Linked DNA regions of Homo sapiens: regions 1, 2, 3, 4, 6 and 7 are each linked to region 5. The links are chromatin contacts, found by Hi-C or POLR2A ChIA-PET in ENCODE. All regions are on one chromosome and are shown on one strand. Each heading gives the region's core, a stretch centred on a gene start or an enhancer-like site at or near the end of the contact. The rest is flanking DNA. Distances are from core to core; before and after follow the strand shown. Region 1 holds the start of JAK2 (Janus kinase 2). Region 2 overlaps SMARCA2 (SWI/SNF related BAF chromatin remodeling complex subunit ATPase 2). Region 3 holds the start of CD274 (CD274 molecule). Region 4 holds the start of AK3 (adenylate kinase 3). Region 5 holds the start of RFX3 (regulatory factor X3). Region 6 overlaps SMARCA2 (SWI/SNF related BAF chromatin remodeling complex subunit ATPase 2). Region 7 holds the start of PDCD1LG2 (programmed cell death 1 ligand 2).

Evidence for each region. A loop is a pair of places that touch in the nucleus more often than their neighbours do. ChIA-PET counts read pairs that join two places held with the same protein, here RNA polymerase II (POLR2A). Pooled maps may share reads with other maps.
Region 1: a map of CD8-positive, alpha-beta T cell shows a loop between it and region 5 (15-fold over the local background). The contact joins the promoter of JAK2 here to the promoter of RFX3 in region 5. A Hi-C loop is called at or near these places in 8 of 168 maps with a recorded cell type or tissue (CD4-positive, alpha-beta T cell, CD4-positive, alpha-beta memory T cell, CD8-positive, alpha-beta T cell and 3 more), 6 of 37 single-sample maps with no recorded cell type and 24 of 50 pooled maps. POLR2A ChIA-PET finds 5 or more read pairs at or near these places in 4 of 52 experiments (CD4-positive, alpha-beta T cell, CD4-positive, alpha-beta memory T cell, naive thymus-derived CD4-positive, alpha-beta T cell and 1 more).
Region 2: a pooled map shows a loop between it and region 5 (3-fold over the local background). The contact joins the enhancer-like site here to the promoter of RFX3 in region 5. A Hi-C loop is called at or near these places in 1 of 168 maps with a recorded cell type or tissue (transverse colon), 1 of 37 single-sample maps with no recorded cell type and 2 of 50 pooled maps.
Region 3: a map of ascending aorta shows a loop between it and region 5 (6-fold over the local background). The contact joins the promoter of CD274 here to the promoter of RFX3 in region 5. A Hi-C loop is called at or near these places in 4 of 168 maps with a recorded cell type or tissue (CD4-positive, alpha-beta memory T cell, CD8-positive, alpha-beta T cell, ascending aorta and 1 more), 7 of 37 single-sample maps with no recorded cell type and 13 of 50 pooled maps. POLR2A ChIA-PET finds 5 or more read pairs at or near these places in 2 of 52 experiments (CD4-positive, alpha-beta T cell and activated CD8-positive, alpha-beta T cell).
Region 4: a map of CD8-positive, alpha-beta T cell shows a loop between it and region 5 (13-fold over the local background). The contact joins the promoter of AK3 here to the promoter of RFX3 in region 5. A Hi-C loop is called at or near these places in 7 of 168 maps with a recorded cell type or tissue (CD4-positive, alpha-beta memory T cell, CD8-positive, alpha-beta T cell, ascending aorta and 3 more), 3 of 37 single-sample maps with no recorded cell type and 20 of 50 pooled maps. POLR2A ChIA-PET finds 5 or more read pairs at or near these places in 13 of 52 experiments (A673, CD4-positive, alpha-beta T cell, CD4-positive, alpha-beta memory T cell and 10 more).
Region 6: a map of ascending aorta shows a loop between it and region 5 (5-fold over the local background). The contact joins the enhancer-like site here to the promoter of RFX3 in region 5. A Hi-C loop is called at or near these places in 1 of 168 maps with a recorded cell type or tissue (ascending aorta) and 7 of 50 pooled maps.
Region 7: a loop to region 5 is called in a pooled map, with 2.4 times the contacts of the local background. The contact joins the promoter of PDCD1LG2 here to the promoter of RFX3 in region 5. A Hi-C loop is called at or near these places in 4 of 50 pooled maps.

Annotation. Positions count from the first base shown.
Region 1 is chr9:4,984,021-4,986,720 of GRCh38, forward strand. JAK2 (Janus kinase 2) reads left to right here and starts at 1,252. Exons shown (of 25, transcript NM_004972.4): 1 at 1,252-1,610; 2 at 1,920-2,002. RefSeq lists enhancers at 303-1,136, 1,065-1,204, 2,005-2,054 and silencers at 785-834, 875-954, 1,345-1,674.
Region 2 is chr9:2,042,035-2,044,734 of GRCh38, forward strand. The region is part of intron 4 of SMARCA2 (SWI/SNF related BAF chromatin remodeling complex subunit ATPase 2); the gene reads left to right. Among named protein-coding and RNA genes, the nearest start is that of SMARCA2, 28 kb to the left of the region's middle. RefSeq lists an enhancer at 1,316-1,545. Within about 2 kb of position 1,342, at least 2 of the 41 ENCODE cell types and tissues checked have a DNase peak (open chromatin) inside an H3K27ac peak, as active enhancers do.
Region 3 is chr9:5,449,292-5,451,991 of GRCh38, forward strand. CD274 (CD274 molecule) reads left to right here and starts at 1,251. Exons shown (of 7, transcript NM_014143.4): 1 at 1,251-1,305. RefSeq lists enhancers at 1,028-1,077, 1,368-1,527.
Region 4 is chr9:4,739,952-4,742,451 of GRCh38, forward strand. AK3 (adenylate kinase 3) reads right to left here and starts at 1,251. Exons shown (of 5, transcript NM_016282.4): 1 at 986-1,251. The coding sequence starts at 1,136. RefSeq lists silencers at 781-920, 1,151-1,640.
Region 5 is chr9:3,524,678-3,527,377 of GRCh38, forward strand. RFX3 (regulatory factor X3) reads right to left here and starts at 1,324. Exons shown (of 17, transcript NM_001282116.2): 1 at 1,070-1,324. It overlaps LOC124902110 (a long non-coding RNA gene), which reads left to right and starts at 1,808. Exons shown (of 8, transcript XR_007061398.1): 1 at 1,808-2,100. RefSeq lists enhancers at 465-1,081, 1,659-1,708, 1,969-2,268 and silencers at 769-858, 1,289-1,478.
Region 6 is chr9:2,124,720-2,127,419 of GRCh38, forward strand. All of the region lies in intron 27 of SMARCA2 (SWI/SNF related BAF chromatin remodeling complex subunit ATPase 2), which reads left to right. Among named protein-coding and RNA genes, the nearest start is that of SMARCA2, 110 kb to the left of the region's middle. Within about 2 kb of position 1,317, at least 15 of the 41 ENCODE cell types and tissues checked have a DNase peak (open chromatin) inside an H3K27ac peak, as active enhancers do; they include ascending aorta, where a contact is called at or near this core.
Region 7 is chr9:5,509,148-5,511,847 of GRCh38, forward strand. It overlaps PDCD1LG2 (programmed cell death 1 ligand 2), which reads left to right and starts at 1,384. Exons shown (of 7, transcript NM_025239.4): 1 at 1,384-1,656. All of the region lies in intron 2 of INCR1 (interferon stimulated noncoding RNA 1), which reads right to left. RefSeq lists enhancers at 1-1,131, 1,073-1,152, 1,213-1,272, 1,433-1,482.

The DNA.
Region 1 (2,700 bases), core at 2-2,501, 1.5 Mb after region 5:
TCATTCTCATCCTTCAGATCTCTGCTCAAATGTCACTTATTCTAGGAAATCGTTCCTGGCCACCGTAAAATAGCACACCCCCTCCTCACTTTCTACTCCTTTTCTTTGTTATTATGTATATGGCAGCAGAAAACTATGCATTTTCTTAGTGGCAATTACACACCCCGCACATTATGCATTTAAAGCGTTGTTTGTTGTTTTGTCGCTTCCATCAGAATACAATCCAGTAGGGCAAGGAGTGTGTGGGGTCGTGTTCACCTGGTATCTCTGGGGACCTACAGCCCGGCACCTAGTAGACACTCAGTAAATATTTGAATGAATGAATGAGGCCCTTTGGCAGCCGGGAAGCCCGTCACAGCCGTTGTCTCCACCCTCTCCCGGGCTACACCAGGCCACGCCGGTAAAGTTGTTTCTCCTCTAGGAGAAACATTCGCTAGGCCTTGTTGCCAACCCGCAGGCGGCTGGGCGCTTCATCCCACCCTCACCCCTTTCCAGCCAAGGTGGCTGATGGGAGTCAGGCTCTCGAGGGCGCATTGCCACGAAACAGCGTGTGTGAGCGCGTTGTCCCCGGCCCCCGGCGCCACTTCCCCTCGGCCTAGCAGCCTGGACTGGGGAAGGACGGGTCTGCTGTACCCGGGAGGTGGAAGGAAAAGCCGAAAGCGGAGAAGTGTGCGGGAGGGGAGTCTCCGCGCGGAGGCAGCCCGGCCTCCTCCAGTGCAGGCTGCGCGCTGGGGAGCCAGCCAGGGTGAGTCACTCCCGGCCGCTTCCCTGGAGGGCGGCGGCCACACACACACCCGCCCATCTAGTGAGGGCCGGGCCCAGCGCTGGCGCCTAGCTCCAGCCGGGCACCAGCGTTTCGCGAGGCGCCGCCGCCTTAACTTCCTTGCGCGCTCACGCCCAGGGGCCGTCCCAGGAATCTCCACGCGCGCTCGCCGGCTTCCCGAGAGGCAGCTGCCCTGCGTGGCCCGCGCCTGCCGGTCCCGCGACCAGCACCGAGCGGCGCACGCGCACTGCAGGACGCGCGTCCGGCTCTCCCCCAGCCTCTATCCGGCCCGGTCTCCTGCCATTCGGGGAGACTGCAGGCCAACCGGGAGGCTGAGTTCGAAGCTAGCAGGGCGGCGAAGCCAGTGTCGCCCGCGGCGTTGAGAAGACGGTGTGGCCCCGGAGAGGGTGGAGACAACTGTGACGGGCTTCCCGGCTGCCCGAAGTGGGAGTGGTGTGGGGCTGCAGGAAGGAGAGAGGAAGAGGAGCAGAAGGGGGCAGCAGCGGACGCCGCTAACGGCCTCCCTCGGCGCTGACAGGCTGGGCCGGCGCCCGGCTCGCTTGGGTGTTCGCGTCGCCACTTCGGCTTCTCGGCCGGTCGGGCCCCTCGGCCCGGGCTTGCGGCGCGCGTCGGGGCTGAGGGCTGCTGCGGCGCAGGGAGAGGCCTGGTCCTCGCTGCCGAGGGATGTGAGTGGGAGCTGAGCCCACACTGGAGGGCCCCCGAGGGCCCAGCCTGGAGGTCGTTCAGAGCCGTGCCCGTCCCGGGGCTTCGCAGACCTTGACCCGCCGGGTAGGAGCCGCCCCTGCGGGCTCGAGGGCGCGCTCTGGTCGCCCGATCTGTGTAGCCGGTGGGTGTTATCTCTGCCTGGCTTCTGGGTGGGGGGCAGCAGCTGTCTCTCCACCCCCTTCCTACCTTTTGGTCCCGCCTGCCCCCTGCTAGTGGCAGCAAACTTCTGAGCCAGAAAAATCTTCCTCTTTAAGACGACACCTAGAACGAGTCTTGCTGGTGATATTTGCTTCCATTTGTGTCTTATAATTCCCTCGCTCCCGCCTCCTTATTCCTTTTTAAAATTTTCTAGACACTTAAACAGCCTAGAAAAAGCATTTGTTTCCCCTGGATTTATGTGGTAGTAGTTAACTGCTGCTTCTGTTTTTAGGTTTCAGAAGCAGGCAACAGGAACAAGATGTGAACTGTTTCTCTTCTGCAGAAAAAGAGGCTCTTCCTCCTCCTCCCGCGACGGTGGGTGTGCTGTCCTTTATCGCTGCAGTAAAGGCGAAGGTGTCTGGAGCTGGGAGTGCGTGCGTAGGGAAGGTTGGAAGCGTGTGAAGAGAGGCAGGGCTCATTGTTGCTTACTCTTCTGAAAATGTCAGTGCTAAACTTTTAATGTTGATCTGGGAGAGTAATTTTGGGGTGTTTTGTTGTTCGTCTTGGATCCTTTAAGAAACATTTTTTTGTTGGCTTTACACATAACGTGACTTTGCAGAGAAACGAAAAACGTTGTCCATTACCCTTTCTTCTTAAGCAGCCAGAGATTCTTAATCCTTTAAAGAGGAGTATTTCCAAGCAATAAGAGATAGCTTTTGGGAGAACACGTTAGCTATTCTTGCTGGGGTTTCTGCTACCACATTGAATGTTTCCTCATGGTTTTATCTGCCTAAGCTTGCTGTGTCGGTTGAATTTACCCAGTTTGTTTTCCAGTAATTACTAATCTGTTAGGAGAAACTCCATTTCTCTGAATGAAAGGGTAGGAGCGGCTGAGTATGGAGAAGGAAACTGGAAGTGGGAATAAGGGAAATGATTGCTTTTGGTTTCATAATAAGTTTGTACAGTGAGTTGTTGGGCTACTGCAAATAAAGATTTTGTATCCCTTCTCCAGAATGCTTGGGACCAAAAGTGTTTTGGATTTTTTTTAAAAATTTTGGAATGTTTGCATATAC
Region 2 (2,700 bases), core at 92-2,591, 1.5 Mb before region 5:
AAAAGGCTCATGACAAGGAAAAAAACCTATCACAAAGTCTGTGTACCAAGATGCAAGCATTGTACTTCTGTGTGTAAAGAGACAGTATCTGCACACCTTACTTAGATCCTTTTCCCTCTTACTCTGAGACACAATATCAACAAAATTGGTAATCTTTATATCCCATGTCTCAGTATGTGAAGAGTATTAACTAGGAGAATTTCAAGTAGAGGCCAGCTGGTAACTACCAGCTACATGAAAGGCTGATGGAGAGGAGGGATCAGAACTTGAACTCCCAAAAGGTAGTAGTCTGGGATGATGTGTTCTGGGTATGATCTGCTATACCTCACAGTTGGTCCTGGGATATCATCTTGTCACAGACATCACCAAGCATTGGTATTTTTAAGAACGAGCTAGACTCAGTAATAAAAGATTCGAAGATATCAGTTAAGAATGTAGGAAGCAGAATGATTTGTTTGAGAAACCTTTTTCATCCAAGGTTAAAATAATGTAACTGAACACAGTAGTAAAATTTAAAGGATGAAGTTCCATTTATCTGGATACCTGTACACAATAAATGCTTCATGTCCTAATCAACCCAATCCTGAGTGCCTTTTCTGGATCATTTTCAGGAGAGGGCTCTATTTTTTTTTTTTTTTTAACCTGGCTCCGGTACCTACATCTTTCGTCATCAGGTGCCTGTCATTAAAGGGAATTCACTTTATTACTCACTGCTCATGTCTTTTTAAATTTTCAATAGTCGGAGCTTCATTAGAAATGACAATATTTGGGCAGGTAGGGTTTTATGGAAGAGTGGAAAGGAGACGTGAATGAAGGAGGAAAGAAGATATCTCCTTCAAATAGAATGAGCCCATTTCTGTCACTGAGAGGGCACTGCCATTTGACAGCATTGCTGAACTTGTCCCCACATCTCAGGTTTCATTAGAGAAACAGATAACTTTACTTGCCAAAAATAATTTTTTTTTTAGATTGGCTTTTAGAAAAGATAAAATAAGGCATGATTTTCTTGTTAAAGTTCATATTAGTCTATTTATTGTTTATCTCCTTTTTATAAAATAAATTACTTTTAAACACCCCTGCTAATATTTCAGGATATTATTCACTTACGTAGAGGTAGTTGTGTTCCCATTTTGCTTCTGTTCCATTTCCTGGTGTTATTCATGTGTGAAGAGAATCTTTTTGGCTGGGTTGGCCTGCCTCAAAGCTGCTCCAAACTTATAATTCACCAAAAGTGACATCATCCCAGCCACCACCAAAGAATTATGATTGGAGTCGAGGCATTGCCCATGGAACACATAACTCTGCAGTGGTTTCCCCTACAAAATGTCAGCCACTCTTACGATGGAATGTGCCCTTGCCTGCTGTGGGCACCGCTCAAATCTAACCCATCATTTTTCTTTTCATTTTGATTCACTTTTCCTTTCAGAGATTCAAACAAAAAGAAAAATGGGAACTGAAAAAATTTGGGGTTTTTGAGGGGTGAGGGAGAGACCTTATGGTAGAAAATAAAGTGTTTTTTTTGATATCTGAAATTTTATATGCTCAATTTAAATGTTTTATTGCGTTTGTTTTTTCCAACCTGTGGAAACCCCTTAAATTCTTACTGAATGCATAGATCTTTTATTTGCATGAATGTCCTGTATGCCGGAAGACTAAGTGGGAGCACTGAATGCTTTGAAGTTCTGTGCCTGTGAGACTTGGGTATTTTAATACATTGTTACCCTATTGCATCAAATCACGCCTAGGGATGCATTCAATAAAGACTGCCCCCTCCCCGCTTAGCTGCGCTGGGACTCCCTTCTGGAGGGCCAGAGTTTCTACTTTGTTTCTACTTTGACTCCTAAAATGAGGACTGAAGGGAAAGCAGATGGCATTTTGTACCTCTGACAATGAAGCCTAAATTGTTTACGTTGGAGAGGGAGTGGGAGATAAGCTAAAGAATGTGATTTGTCTTCCATTTGAAGATACCAGGGAAAAGTCTTGTCAAGTAGCAGGCCACCGGTGTCTAGTGTAGAGGAGACGATTTCTGTCGATAGAGAGCAAAGCCAGCCAGGCAAACGAACCCGTAAGCCGCCTGAGGGACAGACAGGCATAAAACCTAATGAATGGGTAGGTAGACTTTGGGCAAGGCTAATTGCAGCAAGCTGTGTTCAGTTCCCCGGCCTCTGTTAAGTAGTCATTTTTATACAATCTGTCGGAGGGAAGAGGAAATAGACCCACACGGTAAATGAACTTGTGGTGTTTAGCTAGGAAGTGGAGTTTGCTCTAAGTAGCTCTGGTAGCAGACTCCAGGGAGCACATGGCAGGCGGACTCATCTGAGTATCTGTGCTGAGGAGTTGTGTTAAACTGTTGAAACACTTAGAAATTGCTATAGAAAAAGAGTACTCCCAAAGTTGCCAGCTAATATGGTACCGAATTTCCTGAAAGACCTTTCTTTTGCCATGTGGTTTTTCTATAAAGCTGAGTCAATTAGGCTTCTTTATCTCCCTGTCCTTGGCAATAAAACGACAAAAGCCGAGGGTTGAACAGGTAGACACTGTTATCTCACTGAATCTTCACCGCTGCCCTATGAGGTGGCTATTGTTACTCTCCCCATTCTATAGATGAGGACACTGAGCCACAGATTGGTTGAGTAACTTGCTCAGGCTCACACAACTAGCAGGTGATAACAGCTGAGGTGAAAGAACATTTTTTCTGGG
Region 3 (2,700 bases), core at 1-2,500, 1.9 Mb after region 5:
CCTCAAAAGTGATTTGAAAGAAGGAACATCTGAGCTGGGCCCAAACCCTATTGCAATTTTATTGGGGCCAAAGAGAACTCCATGCTCCTGCCAAATCAAGGCAGTGTCAGCCTCAATAATTTCCCAGATAAAAATAAAAATCTGTGATACAATCAGAATGTGAAAATTCTTATTTTGGAAGCAAATGTCATAACCAATGCAAGGGCTATCTCAATATTCATTCATTATGCAGTATTTTGAACTGCAGTTGAAATGAATAAGAAGGAAAGGCAAACAACGAAGAGTCCAATTTCTCAATTTAGAAAAAGAGAAAAAAAAGAAAAGGGAGCACACAGGCACGGTGGCTCAAGCCTGTAATATCAGCACTTTGGCGGATCACTTGAGGTCAAGGAGTTCGAGAAAAGAGAGCACCTAGAAGTTCAGCGCGGGATAATACTTAAGTAAATTATGACACCATCGTCTGTCATCTTGGGCCCATTCACTAACCCAAAGCTTTCAAAAGGGCTTTCTTAACCCTCACCTAGAATAGGCTTCCGCAGCCTTAATCCTTAGGGTGGCAGAATATCAGGGACCCTGAGCATTCTTAAAAGATGTAGCTCGGGATGGGAAGTTCTTTTAATGACAAAGCAAATGAAGTTTCATTATGTCGAGGAACTTTGAGGAAGTCACAGAATCCACGATTTAAAAATATATTTCCTATTATACACCCATACACACACACACACACCTACTTTCTAGAATAAAAACCAAAGCCATATGGGTCTGCTGCTGACTTTTTATATGTTGTAGAGTTATATCAAGTTATGTCAAGATGTTCAGTCACCTTGAAGAGGCTTTTATCAGAAAGGGGGACGCCTTTCTGATAAAGGTTAAGGGGTAACCTTAAGCTCTTACCCCTCTGAAGGTAAAATCAAGGTGCGTTCAGATGTTGGCTTGTTGTAAATTTCTTTTTTTATTAATAACATACTAAATGTGGATTTGCTTTAATCTTCGAAACTCTTCCCGGTGAAAATCTCATTTACAAGAAAACTGGACTGACATGTTTCACTTTCTGTTTCATTTCTATACACAGCTTTATTCCTAGGACACCAACACTAGATACCTAAACTGAAAGCTTCCGCCGATTTCACCGAAGGTCAGGAAAGTCCAACGCCCGGCAAACTGGATTTGCTGCCTTGGGCAGAGGTGGGCGGGACCCCGCCTCCGGGCCTGGCGCAACGCTGAGCAGCTGGCGCGTCCCGCGCGGCCCCAGTTCTGCGCAGCTTCCCGAGGCTCCGCACCAGCCGCGCTTCTGTCCGCCTGCAGGTAGGGAGCGTTGTTCCTCCGCGGGTGCCCACGGCCCAGTATCTCTGGCTAGCTCGCTGGGCACTTTAGGACGGAGGGTCTCTACACCCTTTCTTTGGGATGGAGAGAGGAGAAGGGAAAGGGAACGCGATGGTCTAGGGGGCAGTAGAGCCAATTACCTGTTGGGGTTAATAAGAACAGGCAATGCATCTGGCCTTCCTCCAGGCGCGATTCAGTTTTGCTCTAAAAATAATTTATACCTCTAAAAATAAATAAGATAGGTAGTATAGGATAGGTAGTCATTCTTATGCGACTGTGTGTTCAGAATATAGCTCTGATGCTAGGCTGGAGGTCTGGACACGGGTCCAAGTCCACCGCCAGCTGCTTGCTAGTAACATGACTTGTGTAAGTTATCCCAGCTGCAGCATCTAAGTAAGTCTCTTCCTGCGCTAAGCAGGTCCAGGATCCCTGAACGGAATTTATTTGCTCTGTCCATTCTGAGAACCCAAAGGAGTCCTAAAAGAGGAATGGAGGAGCCTAAGAATAAAAATAGTATAATAAAACATTTCTTAGACACATTGACCTTGGCCTATGTCAAAGTTCAGTCTGGGTTTGTCTTATAACACAAGGAGTAAAAGTACCATTGTTCTACCTCTTTTTTTAATACTTGAAAAAAATTTACTGTGGATGCTTTTCTATGAATTAAATAACCTTCTAAAAAATGTTTTCATTGCTGCATTCGATTAGATTGGGTAACTAAATGAAATTAATTCCTCACTGTTGGGTATAAAGGTTATTTACAGTGGTTCTGTCTTAGCCATTCACTGAACTCATTGCATATATATCTCTGGAATATTGCTGATTGTTTCCTTCAAGTAAACTTAGAAGTGTAACTACTTAGTCAAAGAGCCTGAATATTTTAAAGGCCTTTTGAAGAAAACTGAAAATGCTTTCCAGAAAGGATGTATCAGTTGACAATGACAGTCGTCAACAGTATTTAAGGAGAACTATGATACTCTGAAGAAAAACTTAGCCTTTCTCAGTAAAAGTAGGTAGGCAGAGGCCACATGACAGCAGTTAGAGTGTGGTCTTCAAGGAAGTCACAGAAATACTGTGGGGAATTGAAACCCCATGTGGAAAATGTACAAGAGTGTCTCAGTGTGACTGAGAAGGAGGTTGGGCATGGGGTTTCATGGAGTTTAATAAAGTTTGGTCACTTAGTAGAGGTTTAATAAATCAACTGTCTTAATCTTTGATCCTACTTAAGAATTTTTTTTTTGTTTTTGTAGAGATGGGGCTCTTGTTATGTTGCCCAGGCTGTTCTCGAACTCCTAGCCTCAGGCGATCCTCCCTCCTCAGGCTCCAGAAGTCCTGGGATTACTGGCGGGAGCCACCATGCAGGCCTCTTGCTCCTAC
Region 4 (2,500 bases), core at 1-2,500, 1.2 Mb after region 5:
TTTCTAGAAGGAAAACTCTGTTCCCCTCCGAAGAATGGGACTGAGGTAGGGAACGAAAGAGGGCGTTGTTTTTTATGCTATGCACGTCTATCCTGTTTGCTATCCTTACAAAAAAAAAAAAAAAAAGAAGGAAAACAAAAGAAAAAGGCCTTGTGGAAGCATTATTTCTATGTAAATGGGTTTCAAAATGAGTTTCAAAACGGGTTCTATTTTGAAAAGTAAGGTCAACATTTTTTGAGAAAAAAACTCCTGCGATTGGCTTTTCAAAAACAACCCTCTTAAGAGAGAATTTACATACCACAAATTCACCCATTGTATAGTGTAGATTGTTAACTGCCTTTCGTGCCGAGCTGTAAGAATTTATTTGGCATGAGAAACAAAATATTTTATAGAACCATGCACAAGAATAGCCTTCGTGTCTACGAAATCTAAGGATATCAAAATGAGATAATTTTATGACTGCAACAAGGGTAAATAATACTTGGCCTTGGGAATATGGGGGAAAGGTCAGAACTACAAGATCTCATAGAGCTTAACCACACCAAAAAAGAAAGAGAAAAGAAAGAAACAAAGAAAACAAAACAGAACGAGCAGACTCTAGCAGGGCTAATGACAGTCTTCCAAAGGCACCAGCACGTTGAACAAGCTGCGGCTCAGCTCGATGGACCCCCAAGAGTGGCTGCCACTGGGAGGACTTGGGCCTCTGAAACAAAGCCCGGTGGTTTCCTTTCATCTCTGAACTTCGAGCTCGACCTAACTTTCCAGTCCCTTCCCCCACCGCCACCCCATAACCCGCCCGAAGCGGCCCACGGAGGCCGGAGGTTTTGGGGCGCAGTCGCTCAGCAGCCCGAGGTCTCTGTCCCGGGCGGCGGGAGGGAAATGCCGCGCCCGCAGCCAGGGACCCGCGTGCCCAGCTTCGGCCCCTCGCCCGCGAAGTCCGACCCGGGTGACAGCGCACGGCCGGCCCTGGGCCCAGAGCTCCCACCTGTGCCCCGCAGCATGTTGTCCCGGAGCAGGTCCCCGCTGGAGAGGTGCTTCAGCTCGAAGTGTGTAGTGATGCGCGACGACACGGTGCCCTTGCCCGAGCCCGGGGCCCCCATGATCACCGCTCGCAGCAGCCGCGCGGACGCCCCCATGGCCGCAGACTGAGGCCCGCACCGCGCGGGTACCAGGGCTTTGGCCTGGCCTGCGCGCTCACCCGCTCGGCAGCCTGCGCCGGCCGGCTAGCAGCGCCACTAGCAGGCGGCTACTGCGGTTCCCCGGCGTTCCCGGAAGTGAGCCGACAGCCCCTGGGGCCGCCCAGACAGCGCGGGACCCCGCTGTTGCGTCCGCCTCTCGGCTACCCCGGCGCACCCCCCGCCCCCGACCGAGCGCCTGTTCCCGCCCAGCCGCGCAAGCCGCGCAAGCCGCGCCCCCTCTGCGCTCGCTCGGCCGCCCAGCTCCCACCTGCGCCTCTCCGCGGCCCCTCTCCACCGGCCGCTGGGCCCGGATCCCTTCGGCGCCCCTCTGCACCCACCCCCACGCGCCCTCCACTCGGCTCAGATCTACCTCCGCGCCTCTCCGCGACCCCGGAACCCCGCGCCCTGTCCGGCCCATTCCCAGCCGGATAGACCGCGCTCCCCTCTGTCCGACCTTGGCAACTCCTGCGCGCCCCCTCCCCACCTCTAGTCGCCCCTCGGAGCCGCTTGGTTTCGGGATCCACCCGCATCCACCCCTCCAACAACCCTTTCGTAGCCCTCGCCCCTAGTCCATAGCAGGCGCTGCCCTACCCAGTCCTTGCCGGACACACCGCGACCCCTTTCGTGCTCCCTTGACAACCCTGGCCCCACCTCCACCTGGCGCCCACTCGAATCCGCCCCTCCCTTCTACCCCCCTGGACCGCCAGACCCCCCGCTTCTGCACCCACTCCCGCCTTCGCCCTTCCCTCCTTCCTCCTCCTCCTCTGCTGCCGAGCGCCCTCTCTTCCCACTCCCTCTCTGTGTAGAATCACAGGGAGTGACCTTGAGCCGAGAGGGCCTACCTCATTTTACAGGAGAGGAAATCCAGCTTCCATTGAGTGAGACTCTTTTATAAATAACGTAAAAGAGTGTGTGAAACTGTGGAGGCAGGCTGTTGTAGATAGGCGGTCGGAAAAGCTTTGAAGAGATGGCATGTGTGCTGAGTGCTTAATTAGAATATGGAAGAGAGAGACATGGGCCCTTCCTATGTCCAGTTTTAGGAAAAGGCCCTAAAACTGGAGGTTTGGCATGTTTCAAGAATGGAAACAGAGGACAAAAACGTTCGAGTGAGTATCATTTTGCCTGTAAAATGGGCATAGAGGAGTAGAATGGAGGAGTTAAAATAATGTAGTACTTAGTGCAATGCCAGCTACGGGGTCAATGTTCAATAATGGTTGTCCATTTATCATCATTGCTTTGTCCCGGACACTATGCTAAGGCAGAAAGAAGGCTCTCTGAAAATAAAACACAGTTACCATTCTCCTCAGAGGTCCAGAACTGAT
Region 5 (2,700 bases), core at 74-2,573:
TTGTTAACACTCTACTGCGGGGAAGGAGGATCATCAAAGTGAAACGGAACCTCACTACTCCCCCTCCCACCTCCACATGAAGGATAAAGCACTGTCAATAACTACTAACCCAAGTATCACAGATGCCCTGCATCCGGTTTAAATCACAAGCACACACACACACACACACACACACACACACACACACACACACACACACACCAAAGAAGAGAGAGGAGACAGACTTTAAAAAAGAAAAACATCTTTCCCAGTACAGCAAAGAGGGCCCAACGAACAGGCCCCAGGTTTCAATATGTGTGCAAGGGGTGTGTGGGGGGGGGGAGAAAGAGGGGGAGGGAAGAGTGCTGAATGGATGTTAAGACTGTTTGCCGCACAAAGAAAATACAGTTTTAAAAAGAAAAAAGAAAACCATGAAGCTGATGATGGTGAAAGAAGAGCAGCCCATTCAGCACCAGGCAAAGAGGGGCAAAAATGAAGGGAATGGGCGGTGGGAAAAGTTCACCAACGTATGAGGATTAAAAATAACAAAACCCATAACAAGGCCCCACAAGTGAACAACAACAACAACAAAACACCACCTCTTGGGTCCCCCCCTTGCACACTGTTGTCTATTTCGGCTTTGAAAGAAGCAGGAAACAGCAGCGTTGGAAAAGAAGAAAATTAAAGAAAGAACAAATTCTTATCTCTTCACCTGACCCTCCTCCTCAGACCAGACCTAAGGGAAAGATCCAGCATCCGCATCGGAAAACTGTGGCTCCCTCTCCCGCTCGGCTCGCAGCCCCCCAAGCTCCCGCTCCATCCCTGAAGTGCGGCCGGCGCAGGGCCGGGGCCGGCGGGCGGCGCGGCGCCCACACCCCCGACCCAGCCGCGGCGCGCAGGGTCCATTGTAAACAAGCCCGGGGAACAGAGCCCCTCGGCGGCGGCGCCGCAGCGGCAGCCCCCGTGTCAGGAGTGAGACCCCAGCACAGCCACACTCGGCTCGCACACACGAACACACACACGCACGGACACACGCGTTCACACGCAGCCACACGCTCCCACACACATGTAGAGACCGAAGAATATTCACCTTGGCTGTGGATTATTGTGGTGTTGTTGGTGGGTGATGGAGATGGTGGTGGTGGGGAGGAGGAGGAGGAAGAGGAGGAGGAGGAGGAGAGGAGTAGTTGTTGTTGATGGGTAACAGTCGCCAGGACTACGGTGACTATGGCGCTTGATTCACAAGGCAACGGTTGCTATAACTCACAAAAGAGAGAGAGAGAGGGAGAGAGAGAGAGAGCGAGAGGGAGAGGGAGACACTCGCACGGGGAGGGGTGGGGGAGGGAAGAGGGGAGGAGGCGGGCCCGGCCAAGCCGCCGGAAGGGGAGGGCGCAGCGCTGTGACTGACGGCCCCCAAACCCGGGTGGGGTGGCGGGGCGGCGGGGTGACGGGGCACGAGGCCGGGATTCCACCGCAGGACTCCGAAGAGGTGCGCCTATGCTTGGCTGGGGCTGAGGTCACCAAGAGTCCTCTCGGAGGGACGTTACTACACGCGCTGGCGAGGCCCAGGAGTCGTGGTGCGAGGGGTACTATCTGTGAAACGAGGGCTGCCTGTCCCAGCAGCCAGCTTTGTACAGAGACGTCCCGGAGCCACGAGAGAGTAACGGCTAACCCGGGGGAGGGGGTGGCGAGGGTGATTCCAGGCACTTTGTGAAGAAACGAGCTATGGCGAGGGAAGAATCCACTTTGAAGAGCGGCCCCCGCCCTGCCCGATACGTTACTTCCGGGGCGGGGCGGGCAGAGGGGCCCGGATGTGCCGCCGCTTTTTAGTTTCTGAGGCGCCGGCGGTGTTCCTGGTAGCGTCAGCCTCCTGGCTTTTCCTTTTCCTGGACGCTTCAGGGCTCCGCGGCCTGCGCTAGACTGGAGGGTCCGCGTCACTCTCGCCCTCCTGCTTTCCGCGCTCTCACCCGCTCCCGCCTCCTGAGGGCACGACTTGTGGAGGAGCGCGGGCGGCGGGGCGTGAGCGAGCTGCCTCTGCCGCCATCTTAGAGAAGGCGAGCGTGGGGTGTGCGTGGGCGCGAGTCGGCCTCCCGCGGTGCCGCCGCAGCGTGGCGCGGAGAGGTGAGGTCCAAGCGTGTCCGGCCCTCACTCCATAACGAAAAAGCGAGGTCATCACTCCCTATCTACAAGGGATGGGAGTAAGTGCCTGTAGAGAGCAAGAAATTGCCCTGCCCGGAGGCTGAGAAAGCGCATTTGGCGGTTCCCCTCGACGGAAGGCGTAGAGGGGCGGGGTAGCTTACACCTGCCTGCGATACCATCCTGTTAGTTTCTAGTTCTGTTAGTTTCAGCCCTTAAGTGCTCACCCCTCTTTAAAGACCGAACTGGGAGTTGAGCTCAAGCCCGGATCCTGTTACCTGCCGTGCTCTCATCCCCCGTTACTCAGCCTACTGTAGCTGAGGGTCTTGCTGTTTGTGGCTGTATTGAGATAGACGAATGGCTTCCGTCTGTGTTGAATGTTGTTAACACAACCTGCCATCTCAAACACCCGTTGATAAGGCACAGCCTGTAATGCCTCATGGTTCAAACAGACTCCTCCAATTCTCTGCAGACTCGAGTCCAGCAGGCACATGCCCCCAGGCCCTGCCAATACCCAAAATCTCCCAACATTTGCCGCTAAGCTGCTTAACCAGGACAATGACATAGTAGAAGTAGAGCCTTAGG
Region 6 (2,700 bases), core at 67-2,566, 1.4 Mb before region 5:
CTGAAATCTCAGAACGTTCCTTGGGCAGCACAGAAATATCAAAATGCTCTTAGGAGTCGCGTGTGTGAACACTGAGGCCCGGGTGACTGTTCCATTCGAAGGGTTAGCTCTACTTCCCATTTTTGGGAGTAGACTTAGTACCTAGAAAGGCACAGCAACCTGGGACGTGCATTCCAGACACAGCCAGTAAATGCATGCTGGAAATAGTAAGTGTAGTTGGGTAAAAACCAAGCAAAACAAAAGCTTTGGGGAGTTGTTCGTTTTATCCAAGGGGAGTACAGTTCCCAAGCTTTGTGAAACATGGATTTTAGGACCCAGGTTTTAAGTAGGTAGATGGGTAGAAAGGCAGTGGGCAGAATTTTGAGATTAGATACCAAAGGCAAACAGGTCTTGTCACCGCTTGAGATGTGATTTACTCAGGATGTTGTATGATGAGAGGGACGTGACCTGAATTTTGAAAAGATGGGAGCCTGTGATTCTGAAAAGCACTGCTCATTATTTGTGGTTGAACCGTTGTGTATAAAATAGAACATTTGTGTGATTAGTTTGTCGTATCCAGTCAAATATTCCAGTGACCTCAGAATATGATTCTGTGAATTTTCTTTGTTTCACTATTGAGATTATAGTTATGTAATTAGGATTCATTCTGTAATATGAAGAGTTTTTTGGCTAATATATATTTCTGAGCTTGGGAAAATTTTATTTAAGCAATAAATTGAGTACCTGGAGTATTATTACAGCAGACGGGACAATAATAATCTGGGCCAACCTTTTTTTTTTTTTTTTTTGAGACAGAGTCTCTCTCTGTCACTGAGGCTATAGTGCAATGGTGTGGTCTCAGCTCAGTGCAACCTCTGCCTACCGGGTTCAAGGGATTCTCCTGCTTCAGCCTCCCCAGTAGCTGGGATTACAGGCGCATACCACCATGCCCGGCTAATTTTTATATTTTTAGTAGAGACGGGGTTTCACCATGTTGGTCAGGCTGGTCTCAAACTCCTGAGCTCGGGTGATCCACCTGCCTTGGCCTCCCAAAGTGCTGGGATTACAGGCGTGAGCCACCGTGCCTGGCTGGGCGAAATTTTTAAAGCTAAGCTTTGATATGTTTACTCTCCAGACATTAAAAGCAAAATAACCTTGTTTATTGGGCAAGAATGTAGCTGAACTTAACTTCTTAAAAATAATCATTGGGAATTGCCCTGAAGAAAAACAACATTATGAATCTCAGGAAGTTTTCCAGTTTAAGATATCTGTTTTGTTTTCTCTTTTTCATTCAGTTTCTATCCCTGATGAGTAGCACAGTGCCTAGCATAGAGACTCAGTGAATGTTTGTGAAAATGAAAGTACAGCCTTAAGAGGAAAGGGAAAGTGACTAACTTATCAGCAGTGTTAGGAGAGCATTTCTCTTTTTAGCGCATCTAGTAAACTTCCTTTTATCTACAACATGCACATTTAAAAATGGAAAATTAGTTTGTTTTACAAAACTGCACTGTGAAAATTGGTTTTTATAATTGTAATTCTGAAATGCCATGCAACATACTAAGTCATCCAAGAAGGACGAAACTGTTCTCAAAACAGCTTTATTGTAACGTATCTTTTTGTAATCTAATCTTTTGAAAACTGCATGCCCGTATTTGGTATGAAACTGGCAACTTGTTATTAATCAGGACATGCAATGGATGCAACATGCCCCATGGCCTAAGCATTCAAAGTAGATGCTTCCTGTCTTTGGTGTTCACCAGCAGCAATCCTATTTAATATCAGCCTGTTAAGCTTTTTTGATGATGAAATGATATTGAAGGGGTTCTCATGGGCCTGGATGTGAAGAGATGTTCTCTACTGGCTTATGATTTAACACATTGCATGAACCCAGCCAACATGGCCTTGAAAGGGAGTTTGGCAAGGACCGTCGTGTAAGAAATGCTGTAACAGGGCTAAAATAATTCTTCTTTTTCCTGGCAATGTTGTACAAAGCCTGCTTGGCAGAGACATCCAAGATGCATAGCATCGCAGAGCTGCAAGGCAGTTGAATGGAACAGCTTCCCATCCCTTGCTTAAATCACATTCTCTGCAATCTCTGTGCCAGGAGGCTGGCCACCCCTAGAAGGAAAAACTACCTTTTTGTCTGTGTAGCCCCTCCAGTTCGTGGTCAGCTCTGATTAATAGTTCTTCCTCCCTTTGAATAGAATCTTCTTTCCTTGTAGCTTCTCCTCAGAGGCCTTGATTCTTTTCCCTGGGGTGAAGAGAACAATATTTTTTTCTGTCTTTAGTATCACAGCCCCATGGATAAAATGTTTGCAAACTCATGTTCAGTCTGGATTGAACTTTTCTACCTTCCTCTTTCTCTTGAACTTTCCTCCTCCTTCAAGGCCCAATTCAGTTGCTACCCACTCTGTGGCACCTTCACAGATAAATATTAATTGCACTTTTAATTGTCCTCTTAACATTTCTTTGCTTGTCCTTCAGTCACAGTTTCCTAGTATTCTCGGTAGTTGCCAACCTGCCTGCTTTCCTGACTAGTTGATAAGCTGGCTCTGTATCTTGTTAGAATTTAGGACTTCTGTGTACAAATACTAAGTGCCCATCAGTTGCCAAATTAAAGTAGCACTGGATTGACAGATAAGGGTATAGATAGATGTGGGTAATGTTCACTGCTGCCACAGATGGACCTCAACATGCCCTGTCCATGGACCTATCCAGAAA
Region 7 (2,700 bases), core at 134-2,633, 2.0 Mb after region 5:
ACAAGGAGGAGGAAAGGAGATCCTTGCTTTTGTAGAAGAAACAAGGAGGCAGGGAAGGCTTAGAGGACAGGCAAGGAGAGATGTTTTCTTAAAAACATCCTCTGTCTGAGTGTTCAGCCCCACATCTCTGCTGGTCCTACCCCTATAAGCACAAGGAAAAGGGCGGGAGGCAGCAGGAGAAGGATTGATCATTCAGGCCTATATTCAAGTTTGCCTTTTCTTGCCATGTGGTTTTAATCTCACCAATCACAAGCCTGAAGGTATAGTGGGGCCACTGAGGTCCGAGTTCAAATTCAGCCATGCAACTAAGGAAACATTGTTTGATCTTGGTCCTGTTTTCTCATGTGTAAAATGGGTCTAACTCTAAACCACACATTGCACTGAGAATGAAATGAGGCACTATGAAATGAAGTGAGGTTAGTTGAATAATGTTCCCCCCAAATTCATGTCTACTGAGGACCTCAGAATGTGACTATATTTGGAAGTAGGGTCTACGCAGATGTAGTCTAAATGAGGTCATACTGCATTAGGGTGGGCACTAATCAAACGGATGGTATCCTCATAAGAGGAGAGGAATGTAGAGATACACACAGAAAAGAATGTCATTTGAAGATGGAGGCAGAGATTGGAGTGATACAACTATAAGTCAGGGAATGCCAAGGACTTGAGGTCATGTGTTACAGAAGCCCTAGGAAATGAGTCAATTTCCTGGCACAGCACTAAGACATGCTGGTATTCTTCATTCCATCCCTTTCCCCTATTCCTAAATGTGCTCCAGGGACAATGGGGAAGCTGGAGCACATATAAGAATAGGGGAAAGAGAGGGAATAAAAGGGTATTAAAAACTCTCAAGGTATGTTAAAAAAAAGACTCTCAACAAACCAGGTATTGAAGGAACATACCTCAAAATAATAAGAGCCATCTATGATGAACCCACAGCCAACATCACACTGAATAGGCAAAAGCTGGAAGGATGCCCCTTGAAAACCGGCACAAGACAAGGCTGCCTTCTCTCACCACTCCTATTCACCATACTATTGGAAGTCCTGGCCAGAGCAATCAGGCAAGAGAAAGAAAGAAAAGGCATCCAAGAAGGAAGAGAGGAAGTCAAACTACCCATGTTTGCAGATGACATAATTTTATATCTAGAAAATCCCACAGTCTCAGCCCAAAAGCTCCTTAAGCTGATAAACTTCAGAAAGTTTCAGGATCCCACATGAACATACAAAAATCACTAGTATTCCTAAACACCAACCATAGCTAAGCCAAGAGCCAAATCAGGAATGCAATCCCATTCACAGACAAACTGCTAAAAGCAAAACCAAAACTTTCCAAATAAGCCAGGCTTTCGTCAGTTCCTCAGAACTAGTTCTGGTTTGACTCACTCTCATGTTACGGCAAACCTTAAGCTGAATGAACAACTTTTCTTCTCTTGAATATATCTTAACGCCAAATTTTGAGTGCTTTTTTGTTACCCATCCTCATATGTCCCAGCTAGAAAGAATCCTGGGTTGGAGCTACTGCATGTTGATTGTTTTGTTTTTCCTTTTGGCTGTTCATTTTGGTGGCTACTATAAGGAAATCTAACACAAACAGCAACTGTTTTTTGTTGTTTACTTTTGCATCTTTACTTGTGGAGCTGTGGCAAGTCCTCATGTGAGTAACGAGTGGGTTGAGATACTCTCATACTATTATGTTGTGGACCATGATGAGGCTGCCAGGGTGGGGGAAGGGTGGCCTACCTTCTCTCCACACCATTTGAGGCAAGAGACATTCTGCCTCAGAAATTGTGCTGAGGGGCACAAATAAGCTAATGTCCTCCTGCCCCAGATTTCTCTCACTTGTTCCTATGCATATTGTTCTTGTTGCTCAGTTTTATAAGGTGAGATATTTTCTGCACCAAATATGTGCACTGTAAAATAATATAACTATTCTTAAGATTGTCTCTCAGCTTAGAGTTTTCGGAGGCTTAATGGTGAAGAACTTAAAAATCTGTTTTCCTATGACTGACATCTGTTTGTGATTATCCATTTAGCAGACGGTGATCCCTCCAGGCTGGCCTTTGTTTACAAGCTATGCCTAAGAGGCAGCTGTTGGTGGAGGGGGAACAAAAACAAAAAACCCAAAACTATTATCTTAATAACTTATAGAGGTAATCATTATTGAACAAAAGCATGATTTGGGGACTATGGAAAGGCTTATTCTTTCCATATAAAATGATCAGCGAAAAGGTAGAAAAATTAAACAGAACTGAAATAATTGCTATTGATTGCTCACCGCCTGGATGCACTGAGTAGAAGAGCAAAGGCAATGGGTTCATGTGGAGGGGATGGAGGTGGAGAGGCTAAGCCTGAGTGAGATTACCAACTAATCAGGACTTTTAACCCAAAAATACTATGGCTCTGAGGGGCAGGGAATGAGAGACCTAAATTGACAAAATGCAGAGTAAAAATATTCAGTGTGAGCAGTAATGAGACAGTTGTATCAGGGTCAAATACGGAGTTGGCCTGGATGTCCTCCAAGCTCCTTTCCAAGCCTAAGATTCTGTGAGTGGATGAACAATCCTGGTCCTGCTGCTCTTGCCACTGGAACCTGATCTATTTGCCTTCATTATTTGAGGTCTCCCCATCATCAGGCTCTTTGTTGTCTGCTGCTTCAGGGTGTCTTCTCCCCAGATTTCTCCTGTTGGTGAGCTTTTCC